2 separate regions of the Mus musculus genome follow, and region 2 is linked to region 1. A link is a loop called in an ENCODE intact Hi-C map of the cell type or tissue named here. Cell type or tissue: left cerebral cortex. All regions are shown on one strand.

The links. Peaks named below come from ENCODE experiments on the same cell type or tissue, not always from the same donor. Only the 100,000 strongest peaks of a DNase experiment are listed, where the experiment ranks them.
Region 2: a loop joins it to region 1, with 2.1 times the contacts of the local background. A loop is called at or near these places in 15 of 42 quality-filtered maps.

Annotation. Positions count from the first base shown.
Region 1 is chr7:127,358,433-127,366,432 of GRCm38, reverse strand. It overlaps the pseudogene Gm51260. Among named protein-coding and RNA genes, the nearest start is that of Zfp747, 14 kb to the left of the region's middle. In left cerebral cortex, a CTCF peak has its summit at 3,885; DNase peaks (open chromatin) are centred at 2,679, 2,867 and 3,877; H3K4me3 peaks cover 1,221 bases; H3K27ac peaks cover 550 bases.
Region 2 is chr7:127,412,658-127,420,657 of GRCm38, reverse strand. Zfp688 (zinc finger protein 688) reads left to right here. Exons shown (of 3, transcript NM_026999.4): 3 at 1,017-1,692. The coding sequence ends at 1,531. Among named protein-coding and RNA genes, the nearest start is that of Zfp688, 5.4 kb to the left of the region's middle. In left cerebral cortex, no CTCF peak of the experiment used is centred here; DNase peaks (open chromatin) are centred at 2,244 and 4,955.

The sequences.
Region 1 (8,000 bases):
AAAATCATGGCCCTGCTAGAGCATGAGGCAATTTATAGTCAGGTGCTAAGGACATGCCAAAGCAGCACCAGGCCCCCACCCCTGGAATTAAAATGAAAACATATTCTTATACAATTTCTATGGTTTTTGAAGAAAGCAAAATTTCAAAATTGTCAGGACAGTCACCACAATTTGTTTTAGAGTCCTTTAGAGGAACAGAACCAAGGGGTGACACATATCAGAATATAAATGTATTAAGTGAGTGTCTTGGACACTTTTCTCCTGCTGTGGTAAACACCATGAACAAGGAAACTTATCAGAGCATTTTATCTGAGGCTCACAGTTTCAGAGGGTTAAAGTACTTGATGGCACTATTCTCTCCTGTGGAAAAGACTAGGTCTCCTCTCAGCATGCCTTAGCTAGGCTTGGGTCCTCATGGGCGCTCCTCTTTCTATGTTAGCATGTCTGTTGGTGTCGTCCTCATGAACTGTCATGTTTAGACTGCCATATTGGTGAGACTTCATGAGTTTAGCTTCTCTGACATTTCTAGGAGACAGAATCTCACCTAAACTTCCTGTTACTCTGGCTCTAACTCTCTCTACTTTGCCCCCTTTCCTCAAGGTTCCTTGAGCCTTAGCTACAGGAGTTGTGTAGAAGCTGAAGCAGTAGGCTCTTGACTGTTGTATGATTCATTTTAAAGGACCCCATGCTCTTCGGTGTTAGTTGCCTCTTGGAATTCTGGAAACAGGAAAGTGTCTGAGAGCTGGGAGTAGCTATCCCTCACGGGAAAGTTTCATTTAACCAGGCCATCCTGGTTTTCAGTGAGTCCCAGGACATCTGTGGTGACAAATTGTGTGTGGAAACAACACACACACACACACACACACACACACACAGAGAAATAAGGAAGCAAAAACCATGGCTGAGCAAGTACCTGTGGAATACTGTGTTCAGTCCTCTGTGCATATGCCAGAGGATGCCAGAGCTGCTTCATGTGGGAGATTTAATTTTAGGCTGATTTCCTGATCAGTTTTCCATCCCATCAACAGTGAATGTGTGGCCCCGTCCCCTATGTCCTCTCCTGCATTCGTTGTTGGTTATTTTGTTGTTGTTGGGTTTTTTTTCCCATTCTGACTGGGGTCAGATGAAGTCTCACAGTTGTCTCGACTTTCATTTCTGTAATTGCTAGGGATGATGAACATTTCTGGAGATATTTCTTAGTCATTCCTATTTCTTCCCTTCAGAACTCTGTGTTCAGATGCTATGCCCTTATTTTGAATGGGTCATATGCGGTTGTTTGTTTGTTTGTTTTTACTTTGTTTTTTGAGTTCTTTGTGTATTCTGGTTATGAACACTCGTCAGACAGACGCACAGCCGCTGAGGATGCTGGTGTCAGGCCCATCAGATAACATCTGATCATCCGACTGAAACTTTAAAAGGCAGGGGGGGCTTGGAACGATGGGTTTCACATTCTGAAGACAGCAGCTGACAGCCCAGAGCAGCACTCCCACCAAAGCTCTGCCATAGCTGTGCACCGCATGCATCCTGGGCACTCACTGTCAGCAGCCTCCCAGAGCCGAAGCTCCCTGTGTCACTCGGGCCTTGGCACAATCTGCTGGGAGATCTGAAATCACTCTGGGCCATGGGAAGTCATTCCTGCTCCATCTTTAAGCTTAGTACAGACCTAGTGAGCAGAAACCTGATCTTGACCCAATGTATTTGCACTGAGACATGAAAGTTATGGGTACAGGAGAAAGAAAGCGCCCCTTGCCCAGAAGTCTGCAGAAGCCTCTCCACAGCTGAAAAGCAAGAATCCAGGAAATTAACGTTTTAGTGGAGTGGTGGTTTTGTTGTGACTGTAGGAAGATTAGCTTTGTGTTATTCAGATGCTAATTTCTGTGTTGGCAGAGATCTGATTGCAGGCAGGACTTGTACAACACACACACACACACACACACACACACACATTATAATGACAGCATCTCTTGGCTCAGTATTTTATAATATTGGACTCCATTGGCTTGCGATTGGTTAAATAAAGATCTGAATGGCCAATAGATGGTCTGGAGAAGAAGGACAGGACTTCCGGTTACGAAGTGAGATCTCAGTGGGAGCCAGAGAGGCAGAAGTTCCTAGCCAGACTTGGAGAAGGAAGCAAGGACTAAGAGAGGACTAACAGGTAATAGACCACATAGGCCAGGTCAATATTGCCAAATTAGACTTGCTGAGAATCTGCCCAACAATAGCGCCTAAACTTCTAATCCCTATAATAACAGTCAGTGTGGTTACTCAGAGTAAGGGCGAGCATAGAAAGACCATCACCGTTAAGTTTAGCGTCCAATGTAAGGGCACATAATGTCAAAGCTTCAGGCCTTCGAAAAGCAGAGAACCAATACTTCCCATAGCAGTTTCTAGCTGGGCAGGAGGTGGTCCGGAGATGCCTAGAGCCCCTGATGAGCAGCAAAGCCTGGAAGGAACGGGGAATCAGGGAACCAAAGCCTCAGGGCACTTCACAGGCGCAGCTCCTTCAGAGGCCCTGCTGTGCCGCGGAATGAAGCCGGTGAGCTAACTCCGCTGTCCACTGTCACAGCTCCGCAGCAGTGTCCCCCGCATTCGCCTGGCTGCGGCGGAGCCAGAACCTACCTCAACTAGTAAGGAGCGCCCACACTGTAGCCGGCAGCAGCGCAGATCCAGTTCATTCTCGGGAGACCAGGTAGAAACGGCCGCAGCGCGGGCCCAGCAACTTCCCCGAGCTGGGAGTAGGCGAGGTGCCAGATGGTGCGTGGCAAGGTGAGGCTGGACTCTCATGGGAGCACAAACAGCGGACTCGTCCAGCCCAGGGTGGCAGGAGGGGACAGGCTGTACAATGCAGGCCAGCCTAAGCACAGAAGCTGCCAAGGCTAGACTCAGGAGAGCCAGCAGCCAGCGCGATGAGCTGGCCATGCAGCAGAAAGGAGCCTGCACTGGTGCAGAAGGCAGCAGGACAGAGAAGCTTGTCGCAGCAGAAGGCATGCCAGCAAAAGCATGCAGAGAGAGAGAGAGAGAGAGTGTGTGTTAAGAAAAATGAAAAAGGCTAAATCACAGAAGGATGGAAAAAATGTAGAGAAAATTTAATGCAGTAAAAGATATTAAGTTCGAAAACGGTAAAAGAGAAATAGATGCGCATAGACAGTAATGTCTCTGAAGAAGAAAGCGAGAAGTAGAAGTGTTTTGAAAGATACATATATGCTGAAGAAAAGAAACCGAACACAATCATAGACAGAAATACTGAGTTTGAATATAAAATAAAGTCTCCGAAGAAAGGAGAAAGAAAGTAAGTAAAAATGTTCTGTAAATGTGCATAATAAAGAGAACTCTCCAAAGGAAAGAGAGAATTAAAGAGATTAAAAGAAAATGCTTTCTTTGTTTAATAAAATGGAAAATACAATGACAGAAGGCATGTGGATTCTGTATAATTTTGTTTAAATTATCAGCAAACAAATAATTATATTTTCAGTGATGATTGCAATTTTATAAATCCCTTTCCAGTGAGATCAGAATAAAGCAGAAGGGAAAGACTGAAAAATTAAATACTAGGTTGGAGGCGACAGAAAAGAGATCAGAAAATCCTTTGATTCAGAATAAAGGATCTGGGCGTGTGGTGCACGCCTTTAATCCACCTGCCTCTGCCTCCGGAGTGCTGGGATTAAAGGCGTGCGCCACCACGCCCGGCTAGCAGGCAGATTTCTGAGTTCGAGGCCAGCCTGGTCTACAAAGTGAGTTCCAGGACAGCCAGGAATATACAGAGAAACCCTGTCTCGAAAATCAACAAAACAAAACAAAACAAAACAAAAGGAAAAGAAAAGCAGAATAAAGGATCTTCAGAGGAATTCAGTCTAAGGCTTACAGCGCCACCCTGTGATAATATCGCAGAATAGCAGTCTATCGACATGCTATGTAAAGAGGCCCGACCTAATCAGACTAGATATTGTAATAATATCGTCAAGGATCAATTACTAAATGAAGGTCTATATGCTGAGCTAAAATTAAAGATTCTGTTTGTGAATCATACAATAAATTATATGTTTCATTTTGTAGAGTTCAGAGACTTAAGATATAAACATACGTAAATACATCATACAATTGATACTTACTCAAGATTTCAATGTGCTTCTGCCTTGGGCTCTGAAGAGGCTGATGATGAGATTGCACATTTAGATAGCAATATTGGAAATGCCTTACAGATTGAAGTTGATGATGCTTCAACCTATGTCGAATTATAATGTCCGTTATGTTAGACATTGTGGCCTGAAACATGATATTAACATACCTTACAATCCTACAGGACAAGCAATTGTAGAGAGATCTAACATTATCTCAGTATCTCCCCTTTTAGTCCAATAAAAGGCTCTTTCTCTAACACCAATAAACTATATACAGTAAGCATCTATGAAAAAAATCAGGTAAGAATTACATTCATAATATCTGCGGCAGAAAGCATGGCTTTTCTCTTCAGTTCCATGGCCCTGGTCTGTCTAGCGGCTGAGCTCATGTTAGTGGGGTATGGGGAAGTGGCCAAACATCCTGATGATCTTGGGAAGAGTAAACCTGACTCCTTCCAGCTCAGGGGTCAGCACAACTGGCAGCCAAGTCCAGTTCTCCTGGAGCGGTGGAACCTGTCCAACATGTCGTCCTCCCTCTCCTCACGAGGAGGCAGGAGCTCCAGGTGGGCCTCATTCACATACATACACACGGCAGGAGGAGCATGCCAGAGATGCTTCACGGGCATCCCAGGGCCATCCCGTGGTGCTGGGCCAGGTATAGAACATTGTCCTGGACTCTGCCCCTCACCCTGGGGACAAACAGAGTGCAGGTGCTGAGCCAGAGGCCAGCCTGAGGCCGCGTGACAGGGCGTGGCACGGCGGGCACTCACAAGTCCGGGGCAGCTCCAAGCCATCTGCCTCTTCCTCCTCCTCCTCCTTCCCCCCCCCCCTCCTCTTCCACCTTCTCCTCCACCTCCTCGCCTGTAGCCCCGAACGTCCTAGTTGTTACTGCCACATGCTCGGCCCTGGGTTCACAAGATCCTCGGAGTGCCCGTAACAGATAATCTACCCTTTTATCCTATCATTCATACCCCCCCTTTTTCTTTTCGTCTTCCCCCTCCTTTCCTCTTAACACTAGAAAAGAGAGAAAGAAGAATAGAGGAAAGAAAAAAAGAGAAAGAGATCCCTAGGTCTAACGTCTTTTAATTTGCTTTCTCCCTGACCAAGTCCAATAACAGCTTGTCAACAGCAGTGTTAAATGACAACAAAGATCCATCACCCATCGAACCATCAAAACCAGTCACCCATCTGCTGAGAGTCAGGGCATCTTTCTCTTAAAATTCCTTCCTGTTCTTTGGGGGCAAAGGTACCTAGAAAAATTGGGCTATTGGTCAAGTCCTGGAAGAGATAGCTGTATCGTTTGCTGTTCAGTCTCTGTGTGATGGGAAAGTGCAGGGCTTTTCTGAAGTCCTGGCTGAAGCAATCTGAGAGGCTGGAACATCCTGCTTTGAAGTTGTCCTGGATGCAACTCTTTGAAGAACCGGCAATTGAGGCAGTCTGTGAGGCTGGATCACTCGCCAGCCCCAACATACAAACTTTTAAAAGTAACATACATGTATGAATTAACAGAGGTGTGGAGGGGCTGGTGAGGTGGCTCAGTGGGTAAGAGCCCTGACTCCTCTTCCAAAGGTCCCGAGTTCAAATTGAGTGGGGCCAACTAGAGCGAGCAGGGTTGACCAGAGGGAGCAGAGGTCCTAAAATTCAATTTGCAACAACCACATGAAAGTTCACAACCATCTGTAGAATGTGCAGTGTGCACAAAACAGCTAACAATATTTCTCTGCTCTGTGTTTGAGCAGGTAAAAGGCTTTTAAGTCCCGATTGGACTATATAATCAAACTGTAGCATAAATCCCCACCCATGCCATATAGAGGATAGCATACTGAGTCATGAGGACTCTATAGGTAAACAGACTTATCAGCTACGCATAGACATTAGCGTCTCAGCCAGCTCCTGTGTAGCAGGGTCAACATGTGTGTCACCTGTTCCTGTGTGCAGGAGAGAGCATTCATGTCACCTGTTTTGTTGTGTGTTGTGGTAAATATTATTTGGAGGTTTCTACCCAACCTCAGATCACCTAATTCCCAAGTGAAAGACACGAAACCTTTATATTTATAGTAACCTTAAAGCACTAGAGCTGGGCAGACATCGACCTTCTGTGCTACTTTGTTTACTTCCATTTTTATTACCTAGACACATCACTCGCCATGTTCCACCTGAGCCTCTTGTCCTCTAATCGGCTGGCCCTTGTGGCCATGCGCTCATGACCCACCTCTCCCATGGCATCTTCTCAGTCCTGCTTCTTATCTTTCTCCTCTCTCCTTCCTTAGACCCCAAGCCTGAGAACCTTTGCTCCAACCCTCTCTCCTGACCAGTCCAGGCTGTAGGCATCTTTTATTCACCAATCAGGGATAACTTGGGGGGGCAAGGTTTGCACAACACAAGGTCTCCTCATCTTGGAGCAAGCAGATCTTGGGGTACAGAATTTAGCATTTTCATACAAAGCAGCACTAGACCAAGCCCCTCCAGTTGTTTCTTGGGTTCTTTCTTCATGTCTGCAGTCAGGAGATCCCCCCTAGTCAAATCTGATCTTTTGAAGGAAAAAATGGCTTTCTGTTTCCTATGAAACAAAGTCATAGCCTCTTCTCCAACACAGTACATATCCTGGCTTGATTCTGAGATTATCACATCTTTAAAATATACAGACTGGGGCTGGAGAGATGGCTCAGTGGTTAAGAGCACTGACTGCTCTTCCAGAGGTTCTGAGTTCAAATCCCAGCAACCACGTGGTGGCTCACAACCATCTGTAATGAGATCTGATGCCCTCTTCTGGTGTGTCTGGACAGCTACAGTGTACTTATATACATAAAGTAAATAAATAAATCTTTAAAAAAATATATACAGGCTGATCTAATTCAGCAGTATTTTCCCCCACAACCAGTATCTCTCAGAACATGTTGGGTTTTTTCCTCATTCACATTTAAAAAAATTTTTATTTATTTATTATATGTAAGTATACTGTAGCTATCCTCAGATACTCCAGAAGAGGACATCAGATTTCGTTACGGATGGTTGGGAGCCACCATGTGGTTGCTGGGATTTGAACTCGGGACCTTTGGAAGAGCAGTCGGCACTCTTAAGCCCTGAGCCATCTCGCCAGCCTCCCCCCATCCACATTTTTTAAAAAGTAAAATTAATAAAGCACTATGTAATCTATCTCTGGGGGTCTTTGTAATCCCTTTCTGTTTATTAAGCATCTCTTTTAAAATATCATTAGACTTTTCTATAACTGCTTGTCCTATAGGAATATGTGGCATGTCTGTAATATGCGTTATGATGCAATATTCAAAAAGTTTTTTATATTACTAGAGACATACGCGGGAGCACTGACAGCCCTAAATTTACAGGTATCCTCCCGGTAACAGCCATAACTTCTAATCCATATGAATCACACAATCAGTCTTTCCAGACCTTAAAGCAGCTGCCCACTGAAATCTTGAATATGTGTCTAAGGTATTATATGCCATATAGTTACATACCTTAATTTTCCAAACTCTGCAAAATGAAACGCATTTATTTGCCAAATTGCATTTCTTTGGGTACCTTTTGGGTTACCACCCCTCCCCACTTGCAGGTAATGGAGTTTGGTTATACAAAGAACAGGTAGGACATTTCCCAATAATTTTCTTGGCTTGTTGCCAAGTGACAGAAAAATCTCTCTTTAAACTGTCACTGTTAACATGGGGTTTCTTATGAAATTCTGAGACCTCTAGCACACATTTCCTATTAATAACTGGTCGATTTCATCGTTACCTTGTGCCAGAGGGCCTGGTAGACCTGTATGAGATTTGATGTGCGTTGTATACAGTGGATGGTTGCTATTTTTGATTACTTATTGTAAGTAGGTAAATAGTAAAGTTAATTCCGACACATCTGGAA
Region 2 (8,000 bases), 54 kb before region 1:
CCCTGAAGCAAATATGGTGCCTCATCTATCAAAGAACCGCTGCACCAAAACCAACTACAAAATACACCAGTAAATACTGTTTATTGAGCATTTACTAAGTGACCAATAAGCATGTATGTATTTAATCCAACAATCCTGGAAGTCAGGGGACCGTTACTTTTTCCCATTTGACACAGGAGGAAGGGGATTTTAACTGACTTTCAACAACTCCGTGTTAGCCACCGGGCTATGCTTTGGTGCTGCCTGGGTAACAGCTAGAGTGGTCAGTGCAGACGTGTTAGGTTTTACTGAAACTTTTTTCCTAAGATTTATCTTTATTATTTTTCATTCTGTGTCAGTGTATGGGTCTCCATAAGTGCAGCTGCCCAGGGAGACCGGAGTCATGAGCGTCCCTGATGCTGAAGTTACAGTGGTTGTAAGCTGCCCCATGTGGGTTTGGGGAAGTAAACTCAGGCCCTGTGGAAGGACAGCAAGTGCTCCTAACCACTGAGCCATCCCAGCCCCGGGTTTGTTTTATTTTTGTTGTGTTGATTGTTTTCATTTTTAAGACAGGTAGCTCTGGCTGGCCTGGAACTCAGCATTTAGACCGGGTTGTCTCCAAACCCACAGAAACCTACCTGCCTTTCCTCTGAAGTGCTAGGGTTAAAGGTGAGCAACGATCACACCCTACTATCCTGTTTTTGAGACAGGATCTCACTATGTAGGCCATGCTGGCCTCAAACTTATGGCTATCTTCCAGCCTCACCTTTTCCAAATGCAGGGATTACAGCTACTTCCCTGGCGGGACAAATGGGGCTTTTTAATTTGGTTTGGTTTGGTTTGGTTTTTGTTTTTTTGAGATAGATTTCTCTACGTATTCTTGGCTGTTTTGGAATTTGCTCTGTAGACCAGGCTGGCTTTAGGACTCGCAGAGATCCTGCCTGCCTCTGCCCCTGAAGTGTTGGGATTAAAGGTATGAGCCACCACTGCCCAGTGACAAATGAGTTTTTAAAATGCAATTAATTTCTGTTTCCCAGGAGACATTCCAAATGAGACAGAGTGGGGCTGCAAGGAAGGAGGAGAGAGACCGGCAGAGGCTCCTGCTCAGTTGCAACCTAAAGAGGTGGTTGAACATAAGACTTATTCCATGGCTACCAAGTCCTCTGCAGGGGCACAGCCACCTACCAAAGCTGCCCCAGACCAGATAGCAGGTGTGCAGCTTCCTGTCCAGGTACCAAACACCGATATTCAGGCCAGCCAGCGACGTCATGTGTGTGTGGACTGTGGACGCCGGTTTACCTATCCATCTTTGCTGGTCAGCCACCGGCGCATGCACTCTGGTGAGCGACCCTTCCCCTGCCCAGAGTGTGGTGTACGCTTCAAGAGGAAGTTCGCAGTGAAAGCACACCAATGGATCCACCGTTCCTGCTCAGGGGGTCGCCGCGGCCGAAGGCCTGGGATCAGGGCTGTGCCTGGAGCCCCAGTCCGAGGTGACCGGGATCCACCAGTGCTCTTTCGGCACTATCCAGACATTTTTGAGGAGTGTGGGTGAGTTGAATGGCCGCCTCCGTCTGGAGGTCCGGAGCCTGGAGTTGAACATGAACTTGGCAACTGAGACAAATGAGTCAAGACTTCTTGAGGATCTCTTGTAAACTTGTAAAAAAAAATTTGCCTGTAAAGATTCATACAGATTAAACCTGACACCTCCCCTCCCCAGTGTTTTGTGTTAAGAAAAAGGCGGGGGAGGGCTGGGCTGGGGATGTAAGTTGGTACAGTACTGGGTTAGGCTGGGGATGTAAGTTGGTACAGTACTGTTTTAGTCAGAGTTCTCAAGAGGAACAGAGCCGAGAGGATGACTCTGCACGCTCACACATATGGTATAGAACAGGTAAACGGCAAAGGAACAGGCAAGAGGAAGAAATAACTTTTGACATTGCCTTTTTCTTCTGGTTCCTACCAAAAGGGGCTGCACACAGTGAAGGTCACTGTGAAAATAACTTTTATTTCTCTTGTAGTAAATGTTGTTTGGAGGCTTGCTGCCTCTGTGCTAACTGAGGTCTAGTCCAGGATGCATCTAGCCTCTGTACAATCTAATCTAGTCCTAGAATGTTTTCAGCCTCTGAGACTTACTGCTGAATAAGCTCACCCTTTCTAGCTCTTTCTGGGCTCTGGCTGGCTGGTTCAACTCAGCTGTTCTGGCTCCTTTCTGAGCTGACTGTTGGAAGTTCTGGCCCAGTTCCACCTCCCAGCCCCATGGTCCCAGAAATAAGACTCAGACTCAAATTAAATTTACAAACACCTTGGTCATCTAGCCAGGCTCTACTCTGACAAGATCATATCTAAAGATAGCCATTTATTTTAACCTACATTTTGCCACATGGCTGGTTCCCTGCACTCAGATTCCATTCGTCCATCTCCTCACGTCTTTTCTGGCTCCTCCCGCCTCCTTCTCTCCCAGAATTCTTTCCCTTCCCCATATCCCACTCTATTTCCTGCCTAAGCCATAGGCCATGCACAAGATGACCTCTCTCCAGGTGACTGATTTAATCTAGCTTCTCTCAGTTTTTGACTGAATTGCTGTGTTTGACTTCATACGAACTTTCGCATTCTGTGTGGTGAATATCCTTTGGGGGTTTCTACCCCACCTTGGATCATTTAATTCCCAAATAAAAGACACAAGCCTTTATATGTATAATAAGCATAAAGCACAGTTGGAGAGATGGCTCAGCAGTTAAGAGCACTGACTGCTCTTCCGAAGGTCCTGAGTTCAATTCCAAGCAACCACATGGTGGCTCACAACCATCTGTAACAAGATCTGACTCCCCCTTCTGGAGTGTCTGAAGGCAGCTACAGTGTACTTACATATAATAAATACATAAAAAAAAAGCTTAAAGCACTAGAGCTGGGCAGGTAGCAACCCTCGATGCTATTTTGTCTACTTCTCTGTCAATCACCCGGAGATATAACTTGCCATATTCCATCTGGACCACTCCTATTTCAACAGGCCAGCCCTCCTGGCCATGGTCTCATGATTTACCTACCCTGTGGCGTCTTCTTCCTTCTCTTCTGACACCTTATGCCCCGGAACCTTCACTCCACCTGCTCTCTGCTGCCCAGCCCAGGCTGTAGGCATCTTTTTTAGCCAATCATGGATAACTTGGGGGGCAAGGTTTATACAACAAAAGCTGGCATGTATGAGGATCTTCTTGCCCTTGAGGATCTTGGGGTACAGAATTTAGCATTTGAATACAAGCAACATCAGAACAACCTCCTAAAATCTGTTCTAACCTTCCGGCTCCTTGTTCCCTGCTTTGTTCTTCATCTGTGTCTAGCTTGTTCTCTCTCTGCAACCTGTTTCCATACCACTGTCCCAGGAACACTGCCTCCTCCATTCTTTCCGTACTGCTCTTTCTTTTTTTTTTTTTTTTTTTTTTTTTTTGAGTTTTTCAAGACAGGGTTTCTCTGTATAGCCCTGGCTGTCCTGAAACTCACTTTGTAGACCAGGCTGGCCTCGAACTCAGAAATCCACCTGCCTCTGCCTCCCAAGTGCTGGGATTAAAGGCGTGCGCCACCATGCCCGGCCGCACAGCTCTTTCTTATGTAGCCCCTTTTCTCTCTGTTATCATGAGAGTTGGGCATGTCCTCGTCTGTCAAATCTTTCTCTGATTTGTCACTTGTCTGTCACTCAATTAGAATTCACTTTCAAACATGGCTACTTCCTTCTACAAACTAACCATACCTTCATTGTTTGGGGTTAAAGGTTATACTAAGGGCTGTGCCACATCATAACTAGAGATAGTTTTTTTCAGTAAATAACACAATCTCATGGTTCATAGTGTGATCAAATATCCTGCAGCAGAAGTCCATGTTGCAGAATGGGTTGTCCTCTTTGTTTGTTTATTGAATTCCTTCTCTTTTGAGGTCATCTTTTGATACAATTATGTTCACAGCCGGGTGGTGGTGGCGCCCGCCTTTAATCCCAGCACTTGGGAGGCAGAGGCAGGTAGGTTTCTGAGTTCGAGGCCAGCCTGGTCTACAGAGTGAGTTCCAGGACAGCCAGGGCTACACAGAGAAACCCTGTCTAGGAAAAACAAAAAACAAAACAAAACAAAACAAAAACCAATTATGTTCACATTCTTTGCCCATGTGGAAGGATCTAGCTGTATACTTCTCCAAATGTCTTTCTCACTATATTTCTTCCAAGTCCTTGATCATCCAGTCAAGCCCTTGGCTCCAGCCCATGAATTAGTGAACAACTGCACATCTGGTTATTTCTCCTTCTAAGCAAAATTTGTGGGTTTGTATAGTTCCCAAATTTCTGCCCACTGTGAAGATATTCTTTCATCTGTGTCTTTCATGATTGTCCCAGAAAGGGGTCATAATATTGCAGTTGTTCACTTCTGGATGGTGCCTGCATATTGTGCATAGCCATCAGTAAGCCAGGCCCTGTTCTTCTCTTTCACATTCAACTGATCATAGGGCACACTCCATGAGGCAATAAGTATATATGTGGTAGCAGATGGCATTGCAATGGGAATAGAATCCATAGGCATTTGGGCCACTTTATACAACTTGCTTATATCCTCAGACCTCAAGAGCTCTCAGAGCCAATCATATAGATACCACTTCCATTTGATGTGTACATCCTATTTTATGAACTGTTGGGTTAGATAACACCTAGCTCATAATAGGCATCTCAGGGTTTCATAGTAAACCTTGTGGCCTATTTTCAATGATTCAGTTCCCACTGAGGTCTAATAGCAGGCCAAGAGCTGTCACAAAGGTGAATAGTTGTCAGTAGACCTTGCTTCAAAATCCAAAAGGTCTCCCCTTGTTATTCACTTATAGGGGTTTGTCAAAGGCTCCAGACAGCATCCATATCTGCCACTGACACCCTAAGAACTCTTGGGTGTGCTGGATCATATGGCCTAAATGGTAGCGCAGCCTGCACAGCAGCTGGGACCTACCAAAGAGCCTTCTGTCTCAGATCCTATTCAAAGCTAGCAATTTTGAGTCACTTGGTATACAGGCTAAAATAATACATCCAAGTGACAAATGGGCTGTTTCCAAAATAAGTATTGTGCTTCTTTCTTGGTGATGGGAGGAGCCAGGTGGCAGGTTACCCTTTACATTAGAAGGAATATCCCTACATGTCCCACACTTCTGGACACCTAGAAGTTTCACTCCCTTGAGCTTTGGTTAGATTTATTTTCTATTCTCTGATGGACCCATGTGATATTTTGTGGAAGAGACAGATGACCAAGAACACTTCAAATGGAGCTGGAGAAATGGCTCAATGGTTAAGAGCACTCACTGCTCTCCGAGAGGACAGGGTTCTATTCCTAGCACCTACAAGATGTGGGCTCCCAATCGCCTTGATACTTCAGTCCAGGGGAACTGATACCCTCTTCTGGACTCCATGGATACTGAATACACATGGTGTAGAGAAATGCACGCAGGTAAAATACCCACACATATAAAAATAAACAAATAAAAACATGACCTTAATGGATAAAAAAATTTTTTTAAAAGATCACTTTGAGCCAAGTTATGACTCAGGTTAGAGAGTTAATAGACCATTGAGGTGAAACTGTAAAGGTTTCAAGGCATTGTGGTACATGCCTTTAATACTAACATCAGGAGACAGAGCAGTTGGATTGCTATGATTTCATGGCCAGCACAGACTTCATAGTGAGTTTCAGGGCAGCCAGAACTATATAATGAGACCCTGTTGGTGCTGCTATGTATTCAACTGCTAAATTCTACACACATAGATGTGGTTGCCTCAAGATGAGCTAATTCACCAATATGCTAGCTTTTGTTGTGCCAACCTTGTTCCCCAAGTTAATTGATCAATAAAAGGCTAAAGCCTGTGATTGGGCAGTAGAGAGAGATAGGTGGGACTTACTGGGAGGGAGAAAGGAACTCTTACTTTTTACAAATAGAGCATGAAACTCTTAGTCTCAGGGCCATATGTTCAGGCCCCAGGTTGGGTGCCACATATTAAAAAAGAAGAAGAAATTAATATTCTGTATTAACTAATGCTAGAAACCAATACAGTGGCAGTTACTCCTTAACCAGCTAGTTCCACAAATAACCACACAGAGACCTTTTAATACTTCAAAGGTTAGACCTTAGCTAGGCAGACTCTCAACTAGCTCATCTAAGTTAACCTGACCACCTAGCCCCATTCAGCCATGTGGCTAGATACCTTCCAGGTCCATTGTCACATCTGTCTCCTCTGGGAGAGGAAAGGACCTTCCCTTTTCTTCTTCCCAGAATTCGTTTCTGTGCCCTACAAACTATTTCCATCTTATACTACTAGTGAAAGGCATGGCTTCTGGGCCTTCCCATTGTGGAAGATGAGGTTTTAACCAATGAACCCACCAGAACATCTCCTTCTCCTTAAGCCTTAAATGCCCCTTCATCAACACTAAATCATGGAATATAAGGCAGCTCTAGCTAATTCTCAGTAGGCCTTTTGTTCACAAATACATCAACCAACCAATCAAATAAATTCTTGACACCCATTTTAAAACTGTTTAAGATTCAATATTAAACCTAGAATTTCTGCTCAATGGGTTCATATTAATAAACTTAACCTGATCCAATTTTATGTTCCTAAATCATTAAATCACTATCCCACACCATTAAAAATCCATTGTCACACATATTCTCAAACTTCTGCTTAAACAAATCAGCAAACTCATTAAGATTTTTATTTTAATAGTATAGTAACATACCTTATATACTCACTTTCTATTTTTACCCCTGGGGACTTCCTTGGCCTTGAGTTATAGGTCTGGAGGCAGTGATAGGTGGTTCCTGAGGGACATCACCATTGTTGTGTCTGCCATCTCCTTTAGGGAAAGTCATTGCCTATTTTACAGATGGGACAGAATAATTAACTTCTCTTAGGCAAAGGCAGAGAAGGCACCACTGTGGTAACTGCGAGAGGAGGCACATCCTCTGCTAAGGATGAGGAGGTCTGGACCAGGCCCCACCTACACATCACGAGCCCGAGTCACATTATTGCATGTGCTTCCCATTGTCTTACTTTAAATGCTGGCATTCTATAAGGCTAGCAATTACATTTGTGTTGTATCTCAGCTAACCAAATATTGGGGGCTTGGTCTTTGTTTCTTGCAATTTGAGCTCTCAGCCTGTGGGGGAAGATTCTCTTCTATCGCATACTTAGAAACCTTTATATTCTCCATGTGCATCTGGAACCATCAGTTTTATTATTCAGCGAGCTCTTTCATAACTTTGCCCAGAGATGTTAAAAGGAACCAATCAGCACTGTTATTATTTTCTTTAGTAGTCCACAGATGTTCAAAGGTTTCATACACAAAGCACATCTCACTGGAGGCAGATTGAGAACATCAAAGGCATTTGTCTGGATATTCTTTAAGTAGCATGTCCGGTGCCTGATATGTTGGGGAGTCTTTTGTGACTGCTCCATCCAGATCTCATTAAGCCTGTCAGAGAAATGCCTTACAGTTCTGTTTCTCCAAATCCACTCCTGTACCATAATTTGTTTTAGAGCTCTTTAGATGGACAGAACCAAGCGGGTGACAATATATCAGAATGTAAATACATTAAGTGAGTGTCTTGGACACTTTTCTATTGCTGTGATAAGCACTAGGAACAAGGAAACATTGTAAATGGAGTTTAATTAACTCTATATGATCTGGCAGCCTCCAATAGCCACCGAGGCAGAGTCCCATGGATTATATAATAAGCTCTTGCACATTTACTGAGGGATTACAGCTAAGTCTATTTTTCTACTTGTTAGATTGGCTACTTCCTGGCTGTATTACCCAAGTACTTGCTGCTTGACCCTCGCCCTGGGGTACTTCTGCTCCAGCAGTCAATCCTCGGGGGCATCTCACGTGGGCATGTGCTCCAGGCCATTGCATCTAATGGAGACCTCTGTTCTCTTTCTGTCTTCCTCCTCCTTTACTCTCCCTCTACTTCCTCTTCATGGTTCCTACCTGTGACCACCAGCCCTGACGGAATCT